3 separate regions of the Mus musculus genome follow, and all the other regions are linked to region 1. Evidence: chromatin loops called from intact Hi-C (ENCODE). Cell type or tissue: left cerebral cortex. All regions are shown on one strand.

The links. Peaks named below come from ENCODE experiments on the same cell type or tissue, not always from the same donor. Only the 100,000 strongest peaks of a DNase experiment are listed, where the experiment ranks them.
Region 2: a loop joins it to region 1, with 4 times the contacts of the local background. A loop is called at or near these places in 2 of 42 quality-filtered maps.
Region 3: it touches region 1 in a loop (11-fold over the local background); 3 of 42 quality-filtered maps call a loop at or near these places.

What each region holds. Positions count from the first base shown.
Region 1 is chr5:30,989,568-30,997,567 of GRCm38, forward strand. No RefSeq gene overlaps it. Among named protein-coding and RNA genes, the nearest start is that of Tcf23, 25 kb to the left of the region's middle. In left cerebral cortex, a CTCF peak has its summit at 3,891; DNase peaks (open chromatin) are centred at 3,869, 4,684 and 5,640; H3K27ac peaks cover 1,138 bases.
Region 2 is chr5:31,117,720-31,125,719 of GRCm38, forward strand. The region is part of intron 1 of Trim54 (tripartite motif-containing 54); the gene reads left to right. Among named protein-coding and RNA genes, the nearest start is that of Trim54, 5.1 kb to the left of the region's middle. In left cerebral cortex, no CTCF peak of the experiment used is centred here; DNase peaks (open chromatin) are centred at 3,622 and 5,538.
Region 3 is chr5:31,088,624-31,096,623 of GRCm38, forward strand. Slc30a3 (solute carrier family 30 (zinc transporter), member 3) reads right to left here and starts at 4,904. Exons shown (of 8, transcript NM_011773.3): 1 at 4,640-4,904; 2 at 1,433-1,614; 3 at 931-1,077; 4 at 696-849; 5 at 1-183. The coding sequence starts at 4,734. In left cerebral cortex, CTCF peaks have their summits at 6,490 and 7,743; DNase peaks (open chromatin) are centred at 4,109, 4,946, 5,274, 6,012 and 3 more places; H3K4me3 peaks cover 3,942 bases; H3K27ac peaks cover 2,292 bases.

The sequences.
Region 1 (8,000 bases):
AATGACCCAATACAAAAATAAAGAAAGAATACAGACAGACAGATGTCACGGAGGCGGGTATATGTTGGTTAGGGTTATTTTGTTTTGTCAACTTCTTACCACGTGAGAGTACCACAAATGAAGAACTGCCCCATTGGCCTGGCCGGCAAGCAAGCCTGCAAGCATCCTATGATTGATGTTTACTGTGGAAGGGTCCAGTCCTCTTGGTCGGGGTGTTCCATCCCTGGGTAGGTAGCCTGGGGTTGTATAAAAAAGCAAACTGAAGCTGGGAAGTGATGGTCCACACCTTTAATCCTAGTATTCCACAGGCAGAGGCAGGTGGATCTCTGTGAGTTCGAGGCTAGCTTGATCTACATATGAGTTCCTGGATATCCTGGGCTACACAGATAAACCCAGTCTCAAACAGAATGAGAGAGAGAGAGAGAGAGAGAGAGAGAGAGAGAGAGAGAGAGACCAGGGAGAACAAGTCAGTAAGCCACACTCCCCCACCATTTTTGTTCCCCTGACTTCTCCATGGAACCTGCAAACTGTAAGGCGAAGAAAACCCTCTCCTGACAAGTTGCTTTTGGTCATGGTGTTTTATCCCAGCAATAGAAACCTAAGACTGAGTGCAGAAGGTCACTCAGCAGTCTATAGAGATGGGCCAGCTTATCCCTAAGAAAAGGGCAAACTGATGAAAACCTCAATACCATCCACTTAACCTGCATTTGAAATGCTTAAGCTGTCATATCAGAGCTTACTGCACCTGCAGGCGACACAGGTTTGGTACCCAGCACCCACACCAGGATACTCACAACTCAGACTCTCTCCCTCTCTCTCTCCCTCTCTCTCTCTTCCTCTCTATTTCTCTCTTCCTCTTCCTCTGTCTCTCCCGCTTTCTCTCCCTCTCTCTCTCTCCCTCTCTCCCCCTCTCTCTCTCTCTTCCTCTCTATTTCTCTCTTCCTCTTCCTCTGTCTCTCCCTCTGTCTCTCTTTCTCTCCCTCTCCCTCTCTCTCTCTCCCTCCCCCCTTTCTCTCTGCAACTCTTAGCTCCGCCTCCGTTTTCCCTGTCCAATCACAGACCTCCTTTGCACTTATGTAATTGAACAGGGAAAATCCTGTGACAGGGACCCACCACTCTCTTCTCACCTCTGAAGGTACCTGTGTATGTGTGGTGCACACAAAGACATACACATACACACAATTTTTTAAAAAACTTTTTCAAAAATCTGAAAGTTTGACAACATGCTTTGTGGGAAAACAGGTATTACATATTATGATGAGATGAATATAGAAACATGTCTGAGATGTATTTAGTTAATAAGAACTACAAAATAGTGTGTGTAACAAGGCCCTAGACCTTAGCACAACTGACTCCATGATGGAAAAGCCATTCAGGCCTTAAAACTCAACACATAGACAGTAACTCCTGCCAAAACAAAAAGAAAGTCCTAATCTATCAAAGTTCATAGCTCTCAGAAAAATCTCTAAATGTACTTGACCCTTTAGCTCCTATAAATCTGCCTCTGGTATGCTCTTTTTGTTAACTGAAATATGTCAACTTGGAATATGGTTTCTGTGCTTAAAAGCTCACCCTGAGAAAGGTCAATGCTACGTCAATGTAGTCGATGACTGGGTAATAAAGACTTTCTATTGGCTTAAACCCTGTCTCTGTAGTCTTCTCTGGTGGATATCTCATAATACATATGTCTTAGTTAGGGTTTTATCGCTGTGAAGAGACATTTTGCCCAAGACAACTCTTATGAAGGACATTTATTTGGGGCTGGCTTACAGTCTCAGAGGTTTAGAAGCAGGGCAGCATGCAGGCAGACATAGTGCTGGAGAAGGAGCTGAGAGTTCTACATCTTGATCTGAGGATAGCCAGAAGGAGACTAGGTTCCACACTGGGTGTAGCTTGTGCAGATATAAGACCTTAAGCCCACTCCCACAGTGACACACTTTCTCCACTATTAGGCCACACTTCCTAATAGTGCCACTTCTTTTTGCTGAGCATTCTCAGTCTCATGAATCTGTGGGTGGTGTACCTATTCAAACCACCACAATGCATATATAATGCTATCAGAACTCGTGACACTTCTGGTTATATATATATATATATATATATATATATATATAACATTGTTATTAGTCCTTCGATAATTTCATGCATTCATACAAGGTGTCTTGATCATATATGCCCCCTCCCCCTTACTTCTTCCTGATCCATCCCTTACCTCACCCCTCCCATCTTTGTGGGTTTGTTTTTTAACTAGCCCACTGTAAATGTAACATTTATTCACATAATGTAATTGTCATCTCAGGCTTACCACCTCTGTCTGCTAACCTAGGCCTAGTCCTAGAAGCTTCTAGACTCTGTACAATCTTATCTAGGCCTAGACTGTTTTTAGCCTCTGAGAATTAATGACTGATGAATAAGCTTGCCCTTTCTTGTTCTTCCTGATCTCTAGCTGGCTGGTTCAACTCAGCTGTTCTGGCTCAGACTCTTCTCCAAGAAGACTCTTCTCTGTTGGCCTCTGACATTTTGCTCTACTTGATCTCAAACTAACTCTGGCAATCTGTTCTAGTCTTCTGGCTCCTTCTCATTGTCTGGCTCATTCTGTCTTCACCTGTGTCTAGCTTGTTTTCTCTCTGCAACCTGTCTCTCAATAACTGTCCCAGTTAAACAGTCTCCATCTCTTTTTCTCTCTGCACTCTCTTAAATAGTTTCCCTTTTTTCTCTGTTCTCATGACAGTTGGGTACAGCCTATTCTGTCAAATCTTTCTCTGATTCATCACTTTATCTGTCACTCAATTAGACACCACTTTCAAATATGGGTGCCTCCTTCTGCACACTAACTTTATCTTCATTGTTTGGATTAATGGTGTGTCTGTGTTCCATCCAGAGGAATTGGAAAGTGTGCTCTAAGGCTAGAAACAGTCTTTCTCAGTAAATAACATAATCTCGGGGTTCACTACATCCAGTTTGTGCTGTCCAAATCCTCTTTTGTGTTTTGGTTTGAAATAGTCTCATGCAGCTCTGGATGGCCTTGAGTCTTTAGGACTCTGTCTTCTGCGTACTGGGTCAGCAGGTATGAACCACCTCATTTTTCTCACTCAGCTCTACTTTAGTCTCCATCATAAATCCAGCTTAGAAGACAGATTTTATTTCTCACAAATAAATGGAAAGGGGTTGGGGTGGGAGAGATGGCTCAGCGGTTAAGAACACTAACTGTTCTTCTAGAGGTCCTGAGTTCAGTTCCCACCAACCACATGGTGGCTCACAACCATCTGTAATGAGATCTGACGCCCTCTTCTGGTGTGTCTGAAGACAGTTATAGTGTACTTTAAAAAGTAAATAAATATTTTAAAATGGAAAGAAAGAAGGAAAGAGGGAAAGAAAGAAAGGAAAGGATTATTCATAGACCCAGGTTATTGGGCCTGTCTCAAAAAAAAGGTGTTTACCATTAGATGCTTTTGTGTCCCCGGGGAAATGTTTTTAAAGTAGTTGTCATGTGGTTTCCCACCTGGCAGCCAGAATTCCCAGTGCTGATTAGGCGGTGGCCCAGAGTTCATGGGACCTGACAAACAAGTGGTTTGTCCCCTGTTCCTCCCAGGACTGTGCCCCTATGGACTAGTCACTACCGTGGAAAAGCTAGTGGCTGGGCAAAGGAGCTGTGGGTTTGCATCTGTCCATGAGTGGCACCAAGAACTCAGTATTCACAGTCTATAATCAGAACCAGAGATATAATTATCTCCATAGAGAAAAGCATAAAAATAGTCTTGAAGCAGCACCAGCTCCCACAGAAAATCTCCACTCCCTCCATCTTTTCTTTGGCACGTTGGTCTATGCTGAGTGGGCTTGGAAGAGACCAGAATACTCAGTTAAGTCTTTTACAGAGATGTTCACATGGTCTCCAGAGGTGGCGTCTACCCCACTCTCTGCCACTGTGCCAAAACCAAAGGACAGTGAGTGGTGGCTTTCAAAGCTTCAGACCACACAAGTGACAGCTGCAGTGTACTGGGCCCTGCATGCAGCTCATTTTTAAAAGCTCTGTCACTGTACATTGTCACCAGCTGGCCCTGAGAATTTGGGTTTTATCCTGTGATAGAAAACTGTGATCTTGACTAAATGTCACAGCCCTAGTGTGGGATCCCAGCTCTTGGGAAGTAGGAGGAGTCTGCGGAAAGTTTGAGGCCAATCTTATCTACATACTGAATTCCAGGCTAGCCTGGGCTACAGAGTTTGTGATTTTGGATCTCTGGATCTCTCAATACCTAGCTGTCTATAAGTCTCTCACCCCCATTCCCTCTCCACCCCCATCACCTCAACACTTATAAAAAGTCTGGGCTCTGAAGGCCAGAGCTTTCCCTTTTCAAAATTACATTTGTTCATTTGCTCTGTGTGTACATGTGTGTATTTGGGTGCATGTGCACACACCATAACACATGTGTGGAGGTCAGAGGACAACTTGGAGGACTTCATTCTCTTCTTCTACCTGTGGGTCCTGGGCATCAAACACAGGTTGTCAGTCCTGGTGGGCAGATCTGTGACCCACTGAGCCATCCGGCCATGCCAGCCAAAGCTTTCTTGACTGATGATTTAGGCAGTCTTGTGAGGCAGTGAGGTCGACCACATTGATTGCTATTTGGCTCCACAAACTCCTTGCCAGCAGAACTCTGGTTGTCAAGTGTGGGCTGACAACACTTTCAGAAAGGCTGGGCATGTCTCCCAGTGGGGTTGCCACATCTAGCAATTAAAATATAGGATACAGGGGGTGGGGGTATAGCTCAGTTGTGGAGGGCTTGCTTAGAATGAACAAAGCCTAGGGTTTGATCCCAATCCAGCAAGGAGGGAAAACATGCAGAGTATCCAGTTAAAACTGACTTTCGGATAAACAAGAAATAGGTGAGCTGGGCATAATGGTGCACACCTGTAATCCTAGCACTCAGTAGACAGAGCCAGGATGATCAAGAGTTCAACACCAGCCTCAGATACATAGCAAAACCTTGTCAGACAGGGGGAGAAGAGGAGGGGAGAAAGGAACAGAAGGGTAGGGGAGGAGAAGAGAGTGTGGAAAGGGACAGGAGGGGAGGGGAGAGGAGGGCGCCCTCTTTCTCGGGCACTAAGAATGAACTATGAGCTGGTCAAAAATGAGAGTCCTCAGGCCTCTTCAGGGATGGACCTGAGGTGTGGGCATGTAACACAAATCTAGCTAGCAGATGCACTGGGGGGCCTCTAGGAAAGACTTTTCTCCAGCTTAAAGTCAGAATGGAAGAGGACAAGTGAGAACAGGGAGGCCTCCTGCCTTCAGTGACCTCATGGTCTTAGGCACTGCAGGGGTCATCTTGTCACTAGGAGGGAAAATCCAGATAAAGTCAGAGTAAGCCAGGTGTCTGTCTGTCTGTCACAGTTCAGCGGTTCTGAGGGTCTCTCCCCAACAGAGACATAATGTTCTGTGACATAATATTTCCTCACTGCGAGAACCACTTTCCGTTGCCTGGTCTGTCCATGATTGCTGGCAACATCCTAAGCGATTCTGCTGACAGGAACCAGGAGCTAGGTCAGCAGGTGTTAAATGGCTGTGGTGAACAGGCTCTGAACTCAGCCAACGAACCTTCCCTTAGCCATGGGCACGGCACTTTCATTGTGAGGTCTTCCAGCCTGTGGCTGTTGGGTGGCTGTTGTGTGGGTCTTTCTCAACTCCTCACCCTTTAGGAATGACAGCAACTCTCCAGACTGTGAGGGCGTGAGAACGAGAGAGATTTGCTTCCTCAGATGGGTTAGCTATTTTTGTTAGCCGTTCTCTGTGTCTTCAAGGTCATCGACAGCTTTAGAGCACTGAACTGACTATACCAGGAAGTGCTAGGCAGGCAGGCCAACATTAAGGGATGAGTGGACTCTGTGTAACAATTGTGGGTGTACAAAGAGGGACCTTTAGCCTAGAAGATGGGGTTAGTGACCCTGAGGTAGCATTACCTTTTATGGTGTCTGTTTTTCCATTTTTGATCACAGTGTAGAGTGTTTCATAAAACAGTTTTGATGTTTGTTGAGTGTTTTTACTTTAACCTGTTTGTCACAGTTACGTGTGCAGGTGTAGAATTCTGATCAACAACTCCATCTCTCTTCCTTCTTTCCTTCTCTGAAGCAGCCACAAGTTATCAGTTTGTTTTCCTATTCTTCTCTCACACATTACAGTCCAACCACAGTTTCCCTCTCCCCTCCCCTCTCAGGTTATCAGTGTCTTGTGTATGCCTGCAGAGATTTGTAGGCCTTGGAAAAGCATATACATATACACAGATTCTTTTAAAAAGCTTTTTGTTGTTGTTACTGTTGCTTTTGTTTTGTTTTTAAGTGCTGGAGATGAAATCCAGGCCTGATATGTACTAGAAAAGTTAGTTATATTCTTAGCCCTAGAATTCCATTTTCTGAGGGGGTGAGTGAGCAGAGATGGGTATATGAATATGATGCACAGTATTCCTTTTAGAAAACATTTATGTATCTATATAGTGTGTTTGCATATGTTTGTGGGTACACATGCCAGAGATCAGAGGACAACTTGTGGAAGTTGGTTCTCTTCTTCCATAAGCAGATTCCAGGAACTGAACACAGGTTCTCTGGCTTCGTGGCAATTGTTCTTTCCAGCTGAAAAGTCTCCTGTGTCCCTGGCCTGGGATACACAGTGTTCTACTGAATGGATGTACCACAGCTTATACGCCAGGGCTGGAGACTAAGAGCTTTCACTCTTCCAGGGGACTTGGATTTGGCTCCCTACACCCACCTTGGGTGACTTCCAACCTTCTGGAACCAGGAGAACTGAAGCCCTCTTCTGGCCTCCATGGGCTCCTGCATACATTTGATATACATAACTGACACGTATGACCTTTATTGACAGCACTTGGAAAGCACATCTCTGTGAGTTCAAAACTAGCCTGGTCTACAGAGTGAGTACTAGGACAGCTAGGAGTACACAGAGAAGCCCTATCTCAAACAAAACACAACACAACAAAACAAAAACAAAAACAAAAAGAACACATAAAACCCAGAAACAAATAAATAAAAATAATTTTTAAAAAAGCTTATTAGCCAATTCTTATTGGCAGTCTAGAGGATATTGATAGAACCTAGTAGGGAAACCCCCACTCAATTCCCAATTCTGTGGGCACCCAAAAAAAATCACGAAGGACCATCTTGATGTAATTACATGAGGACGTTTAATGACGTAGCTCCGGACCGACATGCATCCCACACAGGAGATAACGGATGTCGGCCATGAGGCTCGGAAGCTAGGGGTTTTTATGGGGTGAGGGGCTTAGGGGTGTGGAATTCAGCATAGCGACACACTATTGGCTTATTCAAACATCAGCAGAAAAATTACATGTACGTGCAGGGTGTCAGAGTTCTGTGAGTTGTTGACTCAGTTCAGATAGCCCTGCTATGTCTTCACAGTCCCCTTTATCTTATGGTCAAGATGTTCCCAGGAATGTTTTAACAACAGGGCATACCCAGGTTTGTTTTTCTTTATTCTCAGCCCCAGGCAGCCTCTAGGCTCACAAACAACCAGCAATTTCTGTGTACTTTATATGACTTACAGGTCTTGAAATTTCATCTTTCTTTCAATATAAGCCATGTTTTTTGGCTGGCCAGTTCTTTCTGAACACTTCAGATGTTTTACTCTGCAGATCAGGCTGGCCTTGAACTCATGAAGAGCCACCTGCTTCTGCCTCCAGGTGCTGGGATTAAAGGCATGCACTATTAGCACACTTGGCTATGGATACTTCCACTGCCCAGCTGCACCCAGAATCCTTCTCTGAAACAGAAGTAGAACCCAGAGGAAGGAGGCTCCACGAAGGGCTTCCACATTTTTGGTATAGATGCCACAGGGCTTAAGTGAGGACATCCTGCACAGTCACAGGGACTGGCACCATTAACAGTTGCATCCAGCTGTGTAGTGATGGCGCACGCCTTTAATCCCAGCACTCGGGAGGCAGAGGCAGGTGGATTTCTGAGTTTGAGGCCAGACT
Region 2 (8,000 bases), 130 kb after region 1:
TTTAACAATCCCCCCTGTCCCGCCTCACACTAAAAACCTCAAGGACAGACAAAATGAGAGTCACCCTATACAAACCAACCAATGTCTAAAAAGGTTATTGGCTACACCAATTAAAATAAGCCAAACTACCCTGGTGCCTATATCCGGCCTTTACCAAGGTATAAAAAATGTGTTCTTTCTTTGTTCTGGGTCTCTTTCCGGCTTGCGTGCTGAGAGGGGGTTCCCCAACATGTTGGATAAGTAAAATCCTCATGCGTTTTGCAATGATGGCGGCGGTCTCTGTGGTCTTTGTGAGTCTTTTGTCAAGCTACACTAATTCCAGCAGTTGGGAGGCTAAAGCAGGAGGATTGTCATCTTTTGGTTTTGTTTCTGAGACAGGGTCTCTCTATGCAACCCCAGCTGTCCTGTAGCTCACCATTCAAACCAGGCTGACCTCAAACCCACAGAGATCCTCTTTTTCTTTTTTTTTAAAGAATTATTTATTTATAACATATGTGAGTACACCATAACTCTCTTCATGCATACCAGAGGAGGGCATCAGATCCCATTTCAGACAGTTGTGAGCCACCACGTGGTTGCTGGGAATCGAACTCAGGACCTCTGGAAGAGCAGTCATTGCTCTTAACTGCTGAGCCATCTCTCCAGCCCCACAGAGATCCTCTTGCCTCTGCCTCCCCAGTACTGGGATTAGAGATGTCACCACCATTCTGGAAATCAATTGTCATTTTTAAAGTTAACCTTGATTACATAATGAATTCTGGACCAACTTGGGCTACAAAACAAGACTGTTTCAAAAAGTAAATTAAAAAATCTAAAATTAAAAATTGTCGGTAAATCTATGAGAAACCCTTCAATGCCAGCAGAACCGTGTGTATTCGAGGCAGAGCCTCTCTGTCCATGAGGGTCTGATTAGACACTGGGCCAGGGCAGCAGGGGTCTCCCCAGTTTCACTACTGTGATCCTTCCTCACCTGGTAAAGACTTAGAGGGTAGCTGATATTCAGGCAACTTACAGACACCATAACTCTCTTCATGCATACCAGAGGAGGGCATCAGATCCCATTTCAGACAGTTGTGAGCCACCACGTGGTTGCTGGGAATCGAACTCAGGACCTCTGGAAGAGCAGGCAGGCAGACAGACAGACAGACAGACAGGCAGACAGACAGAAGGCAGAAACAAAATTGTACTTCCCAGAAATGCCTGGGTATCTGTGGTCATGAGGCCAAGCACAACTAGGTGAAGTCACCAGGACTATTTTGTCCACACATTTCAAAAATAAAAACAAAAGATCTGGGCTCAGTGGTACATGGCTGCAAACCCAATCCTTGGGAGTTTAAGGCTGGCTTGGACTGCAGGAGACCCTGCCTAGCCAGCTAACTAACTAACTAACTAACCAACCAAATAAATAAATACATACACACCAGAGTCCTTTATACGTTCACAGGCTTGCTTTCCAGCTCTGTGCCTTTGGTGGAGCTCTGAGTCGGTTGTGACTGGATCAGAGGTCGGGGAGAAGGAAGGAATAGAACTCACATGCACAGACACGGGACCTCGCAGATATAACTTGGCTCTCTTGGTGTTGCAATCTGTGATAGGAAAATCAGGAATATGCTTCCTGCCAGGAGACAGGCTCTATGGCACATGCCTGGGATCCCAGCGAGGAAGGGACATCACAAGCTGGAGGCTAGCCTGGGCTATGTAGCAAGTATGCCAGAATAGGTGTATAGCAAGACCCTGTCTCAAAAGAGAAAAAAAAAAAAAATGTCAGGGGCTGGAGAAATGACTCGGTGGTCAAGAGCATTTGTTGCTCTCCCAACCAACTCAAGTTCATTTCCCAGTTTTCTTGTGGTGGCTCACAACCATCTGTAAGTCCAGTTCCCAGAGCTCTAGGCTCCCTTCTGATCCCCATGGGTACCATGCATGCAGGCAAAACATGTACACATAAAATAAATCTTTAAAAAAATAAAAGGATAAGAATTCTCCCTCCTCATCACAGTATGGGGAAATGAGATGAGCACAGGCTTCCCTCCCCCTCCTCCCTCCTCCCTCCTTCCTCCTCCCTCCTCCCTCCTCCCTTCTGTCTTAGGTGCTGTGGTTAACCCAGGTCCTTGTGTGTGTTAGGCATGCATCCTACCATTGACCTATACCACCAGGCCCACACAGGCTAGTTTTAAAATATTTATTTGTTATTAATGTGTGCATATGTGTGTGTGCACATGCATATGCATGCAGGTGCCCATGGAAGCCAGAAGAGGGTGTCAGACATCCTGGAGCTGGAGTTGTAGGTGTTTGTGAGCTCATTGTGTGGATTCTGGGAACCAAACCCTAGTCGGCTGAAAGAGCAGCAGTCAGCTGAAAGAGCAGCATATGCTGGCAACCGCTGGGCTGGTTCTCCCACCTCAACACAATGGATCGCCACAGTGAATCGTAGTCACTGAGAATAGGCCTCCAGCTTCCTTGGGACAGCATATTTAAAGGCAATGAATGGGCTAAGTTAGGACATCATGGCATGTCTGTACACCCCGTCTGTCCTCTGCTCTTTCACGGAGTAGCCAACACCCCAGAATTTCTCCTGCCATTGTCCCCTTGTATCCTCTTCAGGTTTTCTTTTATTCTGAGCATCTAAACATGCTGTTATTTGGCTATGAAGGCCTGAATTTCTTATCTTGGGCCTAGCCTGCATGTTGTTCTGACCCTGCCTCAAACCAATAAATAAAATAAAAAATTCTTTCCAGGTATAGTGGCGTACTCCTGTAATTCCAGTACCCATGAGGCTAAAGCAGTAGGAGTGTCATGAGTTCAAGGCCAGTCTGGGCTGCATAGCTAGTTCTGTGTAAGTGGCTATGCCTTGCCTACAGTCAAGGTTTTTCTTTTGGTTTGAATTTAGGCTAAGATATTTAGAAAGGGCACCCTTTTTATGTATGTTTGGGGACAAGCCCCGTGCAAGAGCAGATGCCGTAGCACACCTGTTGGTGTGGCCCAGGAAGCTGAGGTGAGAAGGTCACTTGAGCCTGTGAGATTTTGTTGTTGTTGTTGTTGTTGTTGTTGTTGTTGTTGTTGTTTTGGGGAGGTTGTTTGTTTGATTGTTTGGTTTGGTTTTTCGAGACAGGGTTTCTCTGTATAGTCCTGGCTGTCCTGGAACTCACTTTGTAGACCAGGCTGGCCTCGAACTCAGAAATCCGCTTGCTGGGATTAAAGGCGTGCGCCACCACGCCTGGCTGAGCCTGTGAGTTTTGAGACCAGCCTGGGCAACATACCGAGATCCTGTCTTAAACGAATGAGGAGTTAGGAGTTAGTAGAGGGCTTGCCTAGCATACACAGAGACCTGAGATTAATCCCAGCACCAAGCAAACTGAGGGTGCTGGCTCCCACCTGTAATCCCATACTCAGGAGGTGAGGTCAGCCTGGGCTACATGAAACCCTGTAGCCCCTCAGGGCTCTGAGATGGTCCTGTAGATATGGAGCGTCCTCAGAGAGCGAGTGGACAGCTTGGTCCTTGGTGCTTTATTTGGGGGTCTGGGGGAGGCTGACCCAGTTACCCAGCCGCACCCTGTCTGTTCCTCACAGCTCGGTCTGAGAGATGAGCATATTTCCTTTTTCACACGTTGCCTCCACACTTTGACAAGTCTAGGCATAATCAGATTGTCTGTTTTCTAAGTATGGTGACAAGAATAGGACTTTTAGTTCCTCATCTTCAAACCACCAAGGGAAAAAAGCCTTCAGAGCATTGCCTAGAAAGTTAACAGTTACGAACACGATGCCAGGACACCGCATTTAAATTTTTATGTGTACATTTTTGTCAAGCACCTTGGAAGTTTATAGCATGGAAAATGAATCTGCCACTAACTTCAGATCTTTAATTCCCTTTACTAAATACAAACAACCCTTACCATCCTCATACTTCTGAGAATCTTTCTAGAAAGCTCCATGCTTAGGTACATGTTTGCTCGTGGAGATACACTTACACTCAACCAATAGATTCTGTTCAGCTCCCCACCCTTCTTCCCCTTCTTCCCTCTCCTTTTCACCTTCTCCCCCTTCTCCCCCTCCTCCTCCTCCTCTTCCTCTTCTTCCTTGTATGTGTTTTGAGACAGGATTTCTCTGTGTAGCCCTGGCTGTCCTGGAACTTGCTCTGTAGATCAGACTGGCCTTGAACTCAGAGATCTGCCTGCCTCCCAAGTGCTGGAATTAAAGAAGAAAACTCAGCCTTCTTATTTTTTTTAAATTGTTCCATATCTATACATTGAAGCCACAGTATGTCTTTTGTCTTGGTTTGTTATACGGTTGTTTTACCTTTTATTACATATCATTTTTGGTGGGCCACGTGCATAAAAGTTAGAGAACACTTTATTCTTTATAGCGTCAGCTCCCCCCTCCTACCTTTACCTGGGTCCTGGAAATCAAACTCAAATCACTAGGGCTGTGGGGCAAATGCCTTTCCCTTTAGTTCTGCTGGCTCTATTTTTTGCCTTTTGAGACAAGATCTTACTCTGTAGCCCAGGCTAACCTTCTACCCTCGCCTCCCAAGTGTCTGATTACATATGTGAGCCACCACACCCAGCTGTGTTTTCTGTTTTGTTTTTGTTTTTCAAGACAGGGTTTCTCATATAGCCCTGACTGTCCTGGAACTCACTCTGTAGACCAGGCTGGCCTCGAACTCAGAAATCCGCCTGCCTCTGCCTCCCAAGTGCTGGGATTAAAGGCATGCGCCACCACTGCTGGGCGGGCTGTGTTTTCTGTTTGATAGAGCAGCACAGCGCCCTTTGTTATGACCAGGCCACAGTCTATTTAATCCACCTGCTAAGATGTTTAGTGTTAGCGGGCATCCACTGTTGGCCAGGAGATTGACTGCCATGTTCAGCTGCGGGTAGGTCAGTTGGTAAAGTGCTTACCTAGCACACACAGTGCGGGTTAGGTCAGTTGGTAAAGTGCTTACCTAGCACACACAGTGCTCTGGGTCTGACCCCCAACCCCACACAGATCATGTGTGCTACACACCTCTAATCCCAACACAGGAGAAGTTCAAGGCCATCCTCAGCAATGCAGTGATTTGGGTGAGACCCTGGGCTACACGAGACATTGTTTTGGTTTTTTTTTTCCCAAAGGAAATTATCGATCAAGATTAAAGATTTGAGGAAAACGTCTATAATCTAACCCTGACTCACCTAGCATAATTATCTTCATTTTTGCCTAACACTTCTCTTGCCTCAGTTTCTCCAGGGTTTTCATAAGCTAGATTGCCTTCATTCCCTCCTTCCCTACTATTCTATTTGGTTGCTGTTATAATTCTATTTAAAACTGTAGCTCTCTTTTTTCCCTAATCTGAAATAGAAAATTTCAAAATATGACATTAACCCCTCTAATTTCTCCCCCTCCCTCTCCACACCTGCACCCACTCAGCTACCAAAAATTTTGACGAGAGCAAAGCTGTTGGTATGGGAATTTGACACAAACATCTTCCCATGTGTTTCTGTATTTGTAAACTCTATTCACGTCCAAACTACTTTAGAGCAAGCTTTCAGTGTATTTTTGTATCTGCCTCCGCTTTGCTGTGGGCACTTGGTTCTGAGAAGCAACCTGTTGTCATTTAGCAAAAGACCAGAAGGAGCAGGGAGGAGGAAGGCCAGCTAGGGAGAGTTTTACATACATAGGGAGCTGTCAGAAGAGAGGCTTTCGGGACTTCGGCATTGCCCTGTGGGTATGAGCCTGCCTGGTGTGCAGAAACCCTGATTTTGATCCCCAGCCTTGCAGAAATGAGGCAGGGTGGTCCATAATTGTAAACGCTGTGCTCCCAGAACTTGATAGGTAGAGGCAAGAAAATCAGAAATTTCACAAGTCATCCTTAGCACTACACAGTGAGCTCAAGGCCAGTCTGAACTATTAAAGACTGTGTGTATGCATGCACATGTGTGGCAGAGGGAGAGGAAGAGGGAGGGAGAGGGGGGAGGGGAGAGAGGGAGAGGGAGGAGTCTGGGAAAGAAAGAAGAGCTCAGCTGGCTCTGCCCTTGCTTCAGCTGGTCATCGGGAATCACAGGCCTCCACTGAAAGGCCCAGCAGTCTGCTTCATTTTCTGGCCTTTTAAATTTGTTTGTTTTGATCCCATGTGAAGGACAGAGGTTGACACCAGATGTCTTCCATCATGGCTTGCTCTGGGTGATCACTTTTTTTATTTTGTTTTTGTTTTTGTTTTTTTTGACACAGGGTTTCTCTGGCTGTCTTGGAACTCACTTTGTAGACCAGGCTGACCTCGAACTCAGAAATTCGCCTGCCTCTGCCTCCCAAGTGCTGGGATTAAAGGCGTGGCCACCACCACCAGGCTGGGTGATCACTTTTAAAGCCTTTCTATTCTACTACCGGGGTCTTCAGTTGGCCCTTTCCTCTCCCACTTAGTCCCAGTGTCAGCAGTGGGCCCTTGTTTCTCAGCCCAGGTCTATATATGCCTTTCCCATTTTAGCTTTAAGTAAGAACTGGATTTCCTACCTTTCACCAGATGTCTTCTGTCTATTCTGTTTTTCCAATGTGACCTAGGCTCACAAAAGCCACAAGGCCATCAGGTTGGGAGTGGAGGTCTCCAACATTGTGCCTGGCATCCAAGGCCTCTTTCATATTAGCGTTCTCTGGGAAGCCGGGAAGAGGGCTACCACTGTGAGATATGTGCACATTTGCCAGACTGACTCCATTTATATAGCTTCTCTAGACAGACCACAGAGGGACCAGAAGGCATCACGCAGCCCTCGAGAGAAAGGTTCCGATCATGGTCGCTGCACCAAAGCCTTGAACGAAGCCTAGAATTCCTTCCCTTTACCATCCTATTCTTTGTTGGTTTGACACGGGGTCTCCTGTTTTTCAAGATGACCTTGAACTTCTCTTCCTTTTGCCTCCCTGTCCCAAGTGCTGGTAGAGGCGCGTGCCTGCCACCCCACCCACATCATTCGATGCTGGAGAGCAAACCCAGGGCCTTGTGCACATTAGGCAAACACTGCCAACTGAGGCTCATCCTCAGACCATCTTCTTCATTCCTCTTGTTTTCCATGGTGCTGAGGTTGGATCAGGTCAAGCACCAGTCTACAGAGCCGTACCTCTAACTCCAATCATTTCCTTTTAACTTTTTCGGGGAGAGGTGATGTGGCTATTTCATGCCCCGTGGCTCCCTGCGGTCATTTATTTTACGATGGATTTAAGACTGTGAGCGTTTCCTTTATGTTCACGTGTTGTTTTATATTTTGTTGGCGCCTTCACAGACATGATTCCATAGAGTGCTGTCATGCTTATCGCAGGGAGAGCACTGAATACTGGTCACAGTCACACAAAGGGACAGGGTAGGACATTCATCCAGATGTTCCATTTCTTAGGGTAATGGAATTTCCTCTACACATCATGTTGTTGGTATATGAAAATGTACTTTATGGGGCTGACTCTGAGCATGGAAGACAACTGTTGTGGCATATACGACAGAGCCAATTTCTTTTTTTTTAATTTCCTTTTATTTTTTTTAATATTTTTAATTAGGTATTTTCCTCATTTACATTTCCAATGCTATCCCAAAAGTCCCCCATACCCTCCCCCAACTCCCCTACCCACCCACTCCCACTTTTTGGCCCTGGCGTTCCCCTGTACTGGGGCATATAAAGTTTGCATGACCAATGGGCCTCTCTTTCCAGTGGTGGCCGACTAGGCCATCTTCTGCTACATATGCAGCTAGAGACACAGCTCTGGGGGGTGCTGGTTAGTTCATATTGTTGTCCCACCTATAGGGTTGCAGATCCTTTTAGCTCCTTGGGTACTTTCTCTAGCTCCTCCATTGGGAGCCCTGTGATCCATCCAATAGCTGACTGTGAGCATCCACTTCTGTGTTTGCTAGGCCCCGGCCAGAGCCAATTTCTTGATAAGTAAGTTAAACAGAAATGGAGGAGCAGATCTTGATAACTGAATATTAATTAGGTGGAGAGATCTTTTCCCAGAATAGAGTCTGTCATCTTTTTGAAGACTTCTTAAGGTTT
Region 3 (8,000 bases), 99 kb after region 1:
ATCGAGGCTGCCAGGACCCCAAAGCTCTGAAGGAGGTCTCCCAGCACATGCACAAAGGCAGCCCGGACACTCGTGTTTCCCAGGGACATTGGGTATCCATGCCCTTCCTCTAGAGGTGCATACTCTGCACCTGTAGATCCATGGCTGTGGGGGGCTCCAGTCTGGTGCAGCACAAAGGCCATTCTGAAGGAGGAGAGCGGTTCAGGCAGACGGCCTGTTCTTGGCCCCACTCACCTCCCCATACAGTACCCACCTCCACCTCTTTCCCGTCCCAGAAAGAAAATAGCATTACCTGACAGAGAAAAGTTATACTGTCAGGAATAAAAGATACTGGACATAGGGCCAGAGGTGGGGATGCATGTCTGGCCTACTATTTAAACTGTCACTTGGCTCCCTGGTCGTATCTTCTACATTAACAGGTACTAGGAGGAAAACTAGCACTCATGAATTGAGAGACTTAAGTTTAAGACCATACTAGTAAAAGTACCTGAGCAGGGCTAGTATTCAGGAGGCCCTCAATAAACATCTCCTGGCTGGACTGTCTCTCTCCCATTCCCTTTCAGGCACATCCAATGACGACAACAGAACACACTCGTGTGCCCCCCCCCACACACACACACACGAGCTCTGCCATCCTATTAGACAACCCTCTCACCCTGGACCCCACATGGTGCCCTCTCCACACTCGGACCTACAGCAGATTGGCACAGACAGCGATGCTGGCAGTCAGCAGCATGGCACCCGCCTCAATGTGATAGTCACTATGAAGCAGGCGGAGGAAGGCCAGGTACAGGAGGATGCCAGTGACTATCCAGAGGGAGACCACAGAGGCCAAAGCTCCCAGAGTCTCTGCAGAGGACACAAGCAATCAGATCAGGGCCCTAAGGCACTGGCAGGGCCAGAAGGGCACCAAATAATACAAGGGCTTACCTGAGCGGTGCCAGCCAAAGGTCATGGTGCGGGTGGCTGGCCGAGTGGAAAGCCAGAGGGAAAAGAGGCTGGCCAACATGCTGCCTATGTCTGCTAGCAAGTGGGCGGCATCAGTCATGATGGCCAAGCTGTGTGCTAAATACCCACCTGCAAGGGGAAATGTATAGCCTGATTCCAGGAAACAGGCAGTGTGAATGCTTAGGTATGAAAAAGGAGAGGACACAAACTAGCTATCACATGTTAAGATTACAGGTATTGTTTCTAGTCTCTCCATAACAATAGACTTGATTTTCATAACAGGAGGCTGGTTATTAAAGGCTACTTTATATGGGGCTTGGCCCACAAGCCTCATGCTCCTTCCCGGGAAGGAGCCCTGTCCGACCTTCTAGATGTTCCCTGTCTTTCTCTTCCTTGCTTCTCTACTCAGGAAACCAGGGGTTCTTGGTGGAGAGTGGCCTAGGAAGTACGGAATATGGGACTGGACGGGTGTCCTCCAACTTACCAACCACCTCCCCGGCCATGAAGATGAAGCACACAGCGCAGGCGGCATACAGCTGCCTCCGGGCTTGCACCCTCTCTGGAGAGAGGCCTGACTGAGGCACGGGGTCCTTGTGGCAGTGGTGGAAGGCCATCCCCTCAAGCTTGGGCTCCTCAGGCAGGGGCTCTGAGGGCTCTGTGAAAAGACTGAGACAGGCAACACGTTCACCCGGGAGCCTGAACTGGTCACTTGCAGTGCCTGCCTCAGCAGATGGGCCCATCTCTGTCCCTTTGCTAGACCCATTATGCCCAAAGCTTTGCAGGCATGTGGAGCTCTACTGAACAGCCAGACCCACACACAAAGCCATAGAATTCAGTATCTGCAAAGTATGTTACAGCAGTGTGGTCTAATGTTTTAACAAATAAAAGTGAAATGTGAGGCTCATTGGGGGAAAGAACGGGTAGGGGCACACAGCTGGCAGGTGAGGGAGCTGAGACTAGACACTGACAAACATCTATGTAGAGGCGGCTCAGGATTGCAGAGTGAGTGAGGGAGCGAGTGGATGCTCTTCTTGGGTGATGAGGGTTCTTAGTGAGTGGGACGCACATGGACTCGACACAGTGGTACACTGCACAAGGCAGATGTTGCTCCCTGGGGAATTCCAGCATTCTCAACTGAGTTCTAGTGGGGAGATGGCGGGAACCACAGAAGGGCCTGGAGAAATGTGGAGGACTGAGACAGAGATGGGTCCAAGTGCCAGAGAAACACGGAAGAAAGCTGGTACGAGAACAGGACACAGGCAAGCAGGCCACAGAGCACTTCTCTGTCAGCCTTGCTCCAGTGCCTCAGTCCCCAAACTGTCTGTCCCTTTCTCTCAAGACAGGAGATGCAAGTGAGGTCCTTTGAAAGGAACACTGGATTTAGAGTCCAGCACAGGTTACCTGGAGCCCAGTTAGCCCACACATCCCTTGACAATAGTGATGGGCCTTACTCAGGAATGCCACAGGCAGGGCTCAAATGGACTGTCTGGGTCTATTCTAGCCCAGTTCTCTCTCCCTGAACCTCTGCAAGTAAAGAGCAGAAAGAATAAAGGTCCTTGGCACAGAAGACAGGCCTGAAAGACAGGAGGAATAAGGACCCCCAAGGGAAGGGATAGCTCTAGAGTAGATAGATCCCACAGCAAAAGGGAAGGGGCCCTGGGAATCATCTGGCTGAAGAGAACACTGTGGAAGGGATGAGCCCAGGTTGGGAATATCCAGCGGTTATCGGGGATACTCTAGATGGGGGGAGGTAGGTTCACTTCCCCAATGGAAAGCCCTTTCCCAGACTGAGAATGAGTGTGCATGATTCAGGTGCTCCCAGATGACACAGGGAGGCCACAGTGGCTTCAGAGCCCATCTCTGTTCCATGAGTTATGCCACCTACTATGCAAACAAGGAGCCCAGTCTAGTGGGACATAACTGTATAACACGACTTCTACCAGGGAGAAGCTGGGGTGGGGTGGGGCTGGGGGTCTGAACAAATTACTGTAGGGCACAGGGGAGGGAGGAACCTAATATAATGGGGATGAACAGGGAGGGCATCCAAGGAAGACAGAAGCCCTAGAAGCCACTCCTGACAGGTGGGATTGTGATGTCAAGGTTTGCAGCTTGGCGTTTAAGCAGGGTACTGGGTGAAGGGCTGAAGCAAAGGGCTCAAAGGATGGAAAGAACAGAACCCCTCATTGGCAGAGCAAATATCTTCACGTTGAAATGACCTTGATGGTGGATTGGGAGAAAGAGGACATAGAAGTGTCTAGACGCTCTGCCAGGCACTATCATAGGAGGGTCAGGTAAACAGGCCGAGCCTCTGAAAACCCTGCAGGGTTTGGTGACTAATGGTCATATGAAGGTGGAAATGGCCCAGGAGATCAGGATGCAGTGTCAGGAGGCATGCTGGGCAGTCTGGGGGCTGTGGTAAGTCACCTTCCTTGGGCTTGTAAGGTGAAACACAGCAAGCCATCAATGTAGCCGCCCATCAACAGGCTGCCTCCTTTTGTTCGGCATCAAGTGGGCACTAAAGGGCCTCTCTGCTGGGGTGTGGAGGTGTGACTATGTTTTGTCCAGGGCTAGCGGCCGTTTCTTTCCCTAGCTTTCTGAAATTCCCCGACAAACAAGAAAACGATATCTAGCGTGGGGGAAACAGTGAGGCCTGGGGTATCCCTTGGGCGAGTAAGAGAGGTTGATGCCAAGTCAAAGGCTATGGGAATAGATGCCTGGGACACAGCTGGAGCCCCACAAGCTGCCCACAACTATAGTCGCCTGCAGCCCTTCTCTGCTCCCCCATTCCCCACCCACTCAGGTTTAAGGCCCCCTCCCAAGGAAATAATCGGTGACACAGAAGACCACATCAGAGACAAAAGGAGAAGACTGGGGAGGGAGAATAGAAAGAATGGAAGAACAGAAGGGAGGGGAAAAAAAGCCTGAGACCCTGTCAAATCTCAGAGACAAACAGACAGTCTCCTTCAAGACAAAATGGCCAGAGGAGGTGGCCAGGGAGGGCCTGTCGCGGTGGCCACCCGGAGATGGCAGGGCAGACGGAGCCAGCGACGAGCGGCGGGCGGCGAGCGGCGGGAGGCCCGCGGGGTGCGGGGGAGGTTCTGCTGCCGCCCCCGGCCCGCTGTCCCGGCCGCTCCGCGCCTCATCTCACACCTCGCCGCCCCCGGCCCCGTCTGTGCGGAGCCGGGAATACCCCCCGCCGCCCATCCCGCACCTGCTCCTTCCTCGCCGCCCCCTCGCTCCTTGCGGCTGCCCGCTGAGCCCGGGCGGATCCCCAGGGCCGGGGCCCACAACTGGCCGCTGCTGGATGGGGCGCCCTGAAACCGGGGTGCGGAGAGAAGGGTCCGGGGCCTAAAGCTGGGATTCCAATGCCCGGAGGCGAGGCGCACGGAGCAATGCGGACATCGCCGCACCTGGCCCGCTCGGTCCGACGGAGCGGCGGAGGCGGCGCAGGGGTTAGGAGGCTGAGGGTGCCGCGGCAGGGGACTTGCTTTGCCCGGCCAGGAGAACATGGGGTATCGCGGCAGAGGCGGGGAGTGGGGCTGTCTGCGGCCGGCAGATCTGCGTCGCGAAGTTGGGGGGCCGCGGGGAGCTGGGGAGGCGGGCCGGACCCGCGCCAAGGGAGACAACGAAATGGACCGATGGCATCAGTCTGGCGCCCCCCGGGCTGAGGGCCAGCCCAGGTCTGTCCTACCTCTTCAATCGCAGGCCGCCGCCAGCGCTGCTGCGGTCTCGGGCACTCACTAGGCGGGTGGTCTCCGAGCCTCCGGTGGCCAGAGAAGGCTCCATGTCCCCGCTGCCCAGACCGTCTAGGCCGCACAGAGGGGGAGAGGCGGGGCAGGCCTTGCGCCAAATCCGAGCGGTCCAAGGACCACTCGGACTCCCCGCTGGGCCACCAGTGTGGAGGGAACTGCGGCGACTGTGGCGCTCGGAGTCCGAACTGCAGAGCCCGCGGCCCCGGGAGCCCCGCCCCAAGCGGGGCGAGCTCCCCAAACCCCGCCTCCAGGCTCCCCAGTCTCTATCTCCCACGCCTAAGACCCGCCTCCAGGACCCGCCCCCAAATCCAAAGTCCATTTCCCCCGCGCCAAATTGTGAGATGGGGTGGGGTGGAGGTTATAGTGGTGGTGAACCGGCACAGCGCCCTCTCCCCAAGTCCCCCCCCACCAGTTCCCAGACTGGCTCTTCACACCTAGGAACCCCTCTGACATCAAACTTTTTGAAGGTACACTGCCCTATGCATGCTGGTTTAGTGACGTTGCCCCACCGCCCAATCATTCTGTGGCTCTGGCCCCCACGCGGAGGTAGAAACAGGTGCCAAATCGATCTGGAGAAAAACAGAGAGAATCTGGGGTGAGCAGTGATACATTCCCAAACAACTCTAAGGACTCCAGCCAGCAATCCCACTGCGGAGGCTCTGGAATAGGAATGCATGAGCAAAATCTGCTGCCAAGCACTGTACCGCTAATTATCATGTGTGTGCGTGCGTGCGTGTGTGTGTGTGTGTGTGTGTGTGTGTGTGTGTGTGTGTGTGTGTGTGCGTGTTTCAGGGACTTTGGGTAACAAAAACCTTCCTGATGTCCTTCAACCCATATATTATCCTTACTTTCCAGACGAGTAAGCTAAGTCCCAGAAGCATACAATGCCACGTGACCTGGAGCAAATGTCCCATCCTTTCCCCCACCTGGGTCCGATTAGCGCCGGGCTAGCAGTTGAAGCGCCTGGGTTACCTAACCTTCTCATAAGGAGGTTTGGGCGGCGGGAGGTGCTCTGTCACCTCTCGAGGGTCCACGATCACTGTTTATCGAGGGACGCTGCTTGTTCGATTTGTCAGCAGGTAACTCCTTCCTTACCTACTTAACTGTAACGCGGTGCTCGTTTGGGGAAAGACAACGGCCCAGAGAAAGGACTCACTTACAAGCCGTCGGTGGCCAAGGCTGAAGTCGAAACTTTAAATGCTCAGTGCTCTCTACTCCTCGCACCTGCCGCCACTGTAGGATGAAAGGGGAGGAGAATTGGATTGTACACTTTCAGCTGTGACAGTCTGTGAAGAGGAGGGGCCGTGGGAGGAGGGGAGAGAGCAAGGACGGAAAGAGCGCTTTGGGGGGTGGGGGTAGTGAGTCCAGGCAAAAAAACCACCAACCGCATCCTTTGGAACACACCGAGCTTTCTGAATTTAAGGCCCTGGGATTGAATACCTGCCCTCAGCATGGTCGTTCCAAACAAGGAGATTGTGTGTGCATTTCCAAAAGGCAAACCAAACAAAACACAAATGAGAAAGTCAAAGACACCGCGAGCGCGCCACACACAGTGTCTGGAAATGATGGGGTTAAGGCGGGAGAGCTTCGCGGAGGAGGTGAGGCTTAAAACGGGCAGGCTGTTCCGGCCGGGGAGAGTGCGACTAGGTTCGCGCCAGATTTGCGGGGCGGCGTGCGCAAAGGGATGGTATTGAGCGGAGAAGCAGAGCAGAAAATCCAGCCTGCACGTCCTAGGCGCCGGCCTACGCCCACGCGCGCCTGGGGCCACTGTCTGCCTTCCCTGTGCGATGGTGTCTGGACCAATGGGGGCGCTCTCTTTCTAACCTCCCCAGTGGTCTTGAGGGCCTCAGCTTGCGTCTCAGGAGGACAAACTGAGGAGAGCCACCAGGCAAGGTCACCTTGTTGGCCCACGTCAGAGCCAAGGTGGAAATTATGTCCCTGTCCAGCTAAGCCAGCGAGCTTATCATGCCGACCGCCGTCGGTTTTCTAAATTCGCTGCTTGCCCTGGAGTTCCCCTGATTCCAATCGCGCTGGTGCTGGAGTGGCCAAAGAGCAAGATGCTGCACTTCAGAGATGGCTATACTAGCCTCGCCCCCAGCGACCCGGGCGAGCTCCAGAATGGGGAACCGATTTAGACACGCCTGGGTCGATGACGACAACAGGGAACAAGACAACAATGGCTTCCTCTGGGGATTTCCCTTCCTGGGCAGCCCGTAGCGCGCACAGAGCATTCCGGACTGCCCTGGAGGGGGCGCGGATATTGGCACGTGCCGGACCCGCCACCGGGTGGGAAGCCAGCAGGCCTGGAAGTGAAAGGAACGTCGGAGCGGATGGATGACAGCCTCACTGTGTATCTGGCTGCCGAATACACCGCCTCCAGAGCCAGCAGGGGGAAGACCTACAGTTGCCTTCGCTTGGGAAGCTACCTAAGAAAAGCTTGGCAGTAAACCCCTTGTTTGTGCCTGTTTCTCTGGGAGCCACCAAGAGGCCCTACCGGAATTTTCACATGGTCTGTATGGATGACAGACATGGGGGATCATGCTGTATGTACTTGGAGACGATGTTGGAAGGTCAGCCTAAGGCTGGTGTCCCTTAATGGAACTGTCAAGTTTGGTCAACATGCCTCCTACCCACCCCCTCCACTGCCACCCTAGCTGGGGATCACCTGATGGGTGAAGCAGACATGCTCCCTCTCCTAATAATTTCTAGAGAGTTCTCTTCTATGGTTGTTTGTTAAAGCAGTGCAATACTGCAATACTGATTCGCGGACATGTCCAGCTACCTGCCCTGCTGTGCCCTCTCTAGGAATCTTCCCCTAAGGTGACTCGTTCATTTCTTAGTCCCAAAGGCTCAAGAGATGCAGGAAGCTATAGATGTCCCCAGGAGGACAATTCAGAGCCAGATTCCGGAGGGCCTCTGTCAGAACAGACTAGAAACTGCAGGGTATCCAGGTTAAAAGTCCACCCTGGACCAGCTCCCATCGGGAGTGGAAGTATTGAAGTCAGGATTAAAGCTGGGCTCAGGCAAAATTTGCAATCTAAGCATGCTGTGCCCCAGCGCCCCACTAGTGGCTGCCACATGGTCCTCAATTAAGCCATTCCAAACAGGAGAAGTGGGCTGAGGCTGCAGCAGCGCAGAGGAGGCGGGCTCATAGTTGGTAATAAAGAGGATGACAAGAGCCTGCAATTTAAATCTCCTCTGCCCCAGGGAGCCTTCCCTGGCTCTTAACTAGGTCAGGTCTCACACGAAACACCCTCCTTCCTGTATCTACTGACGCCTGGACATACACCACCCTGAACT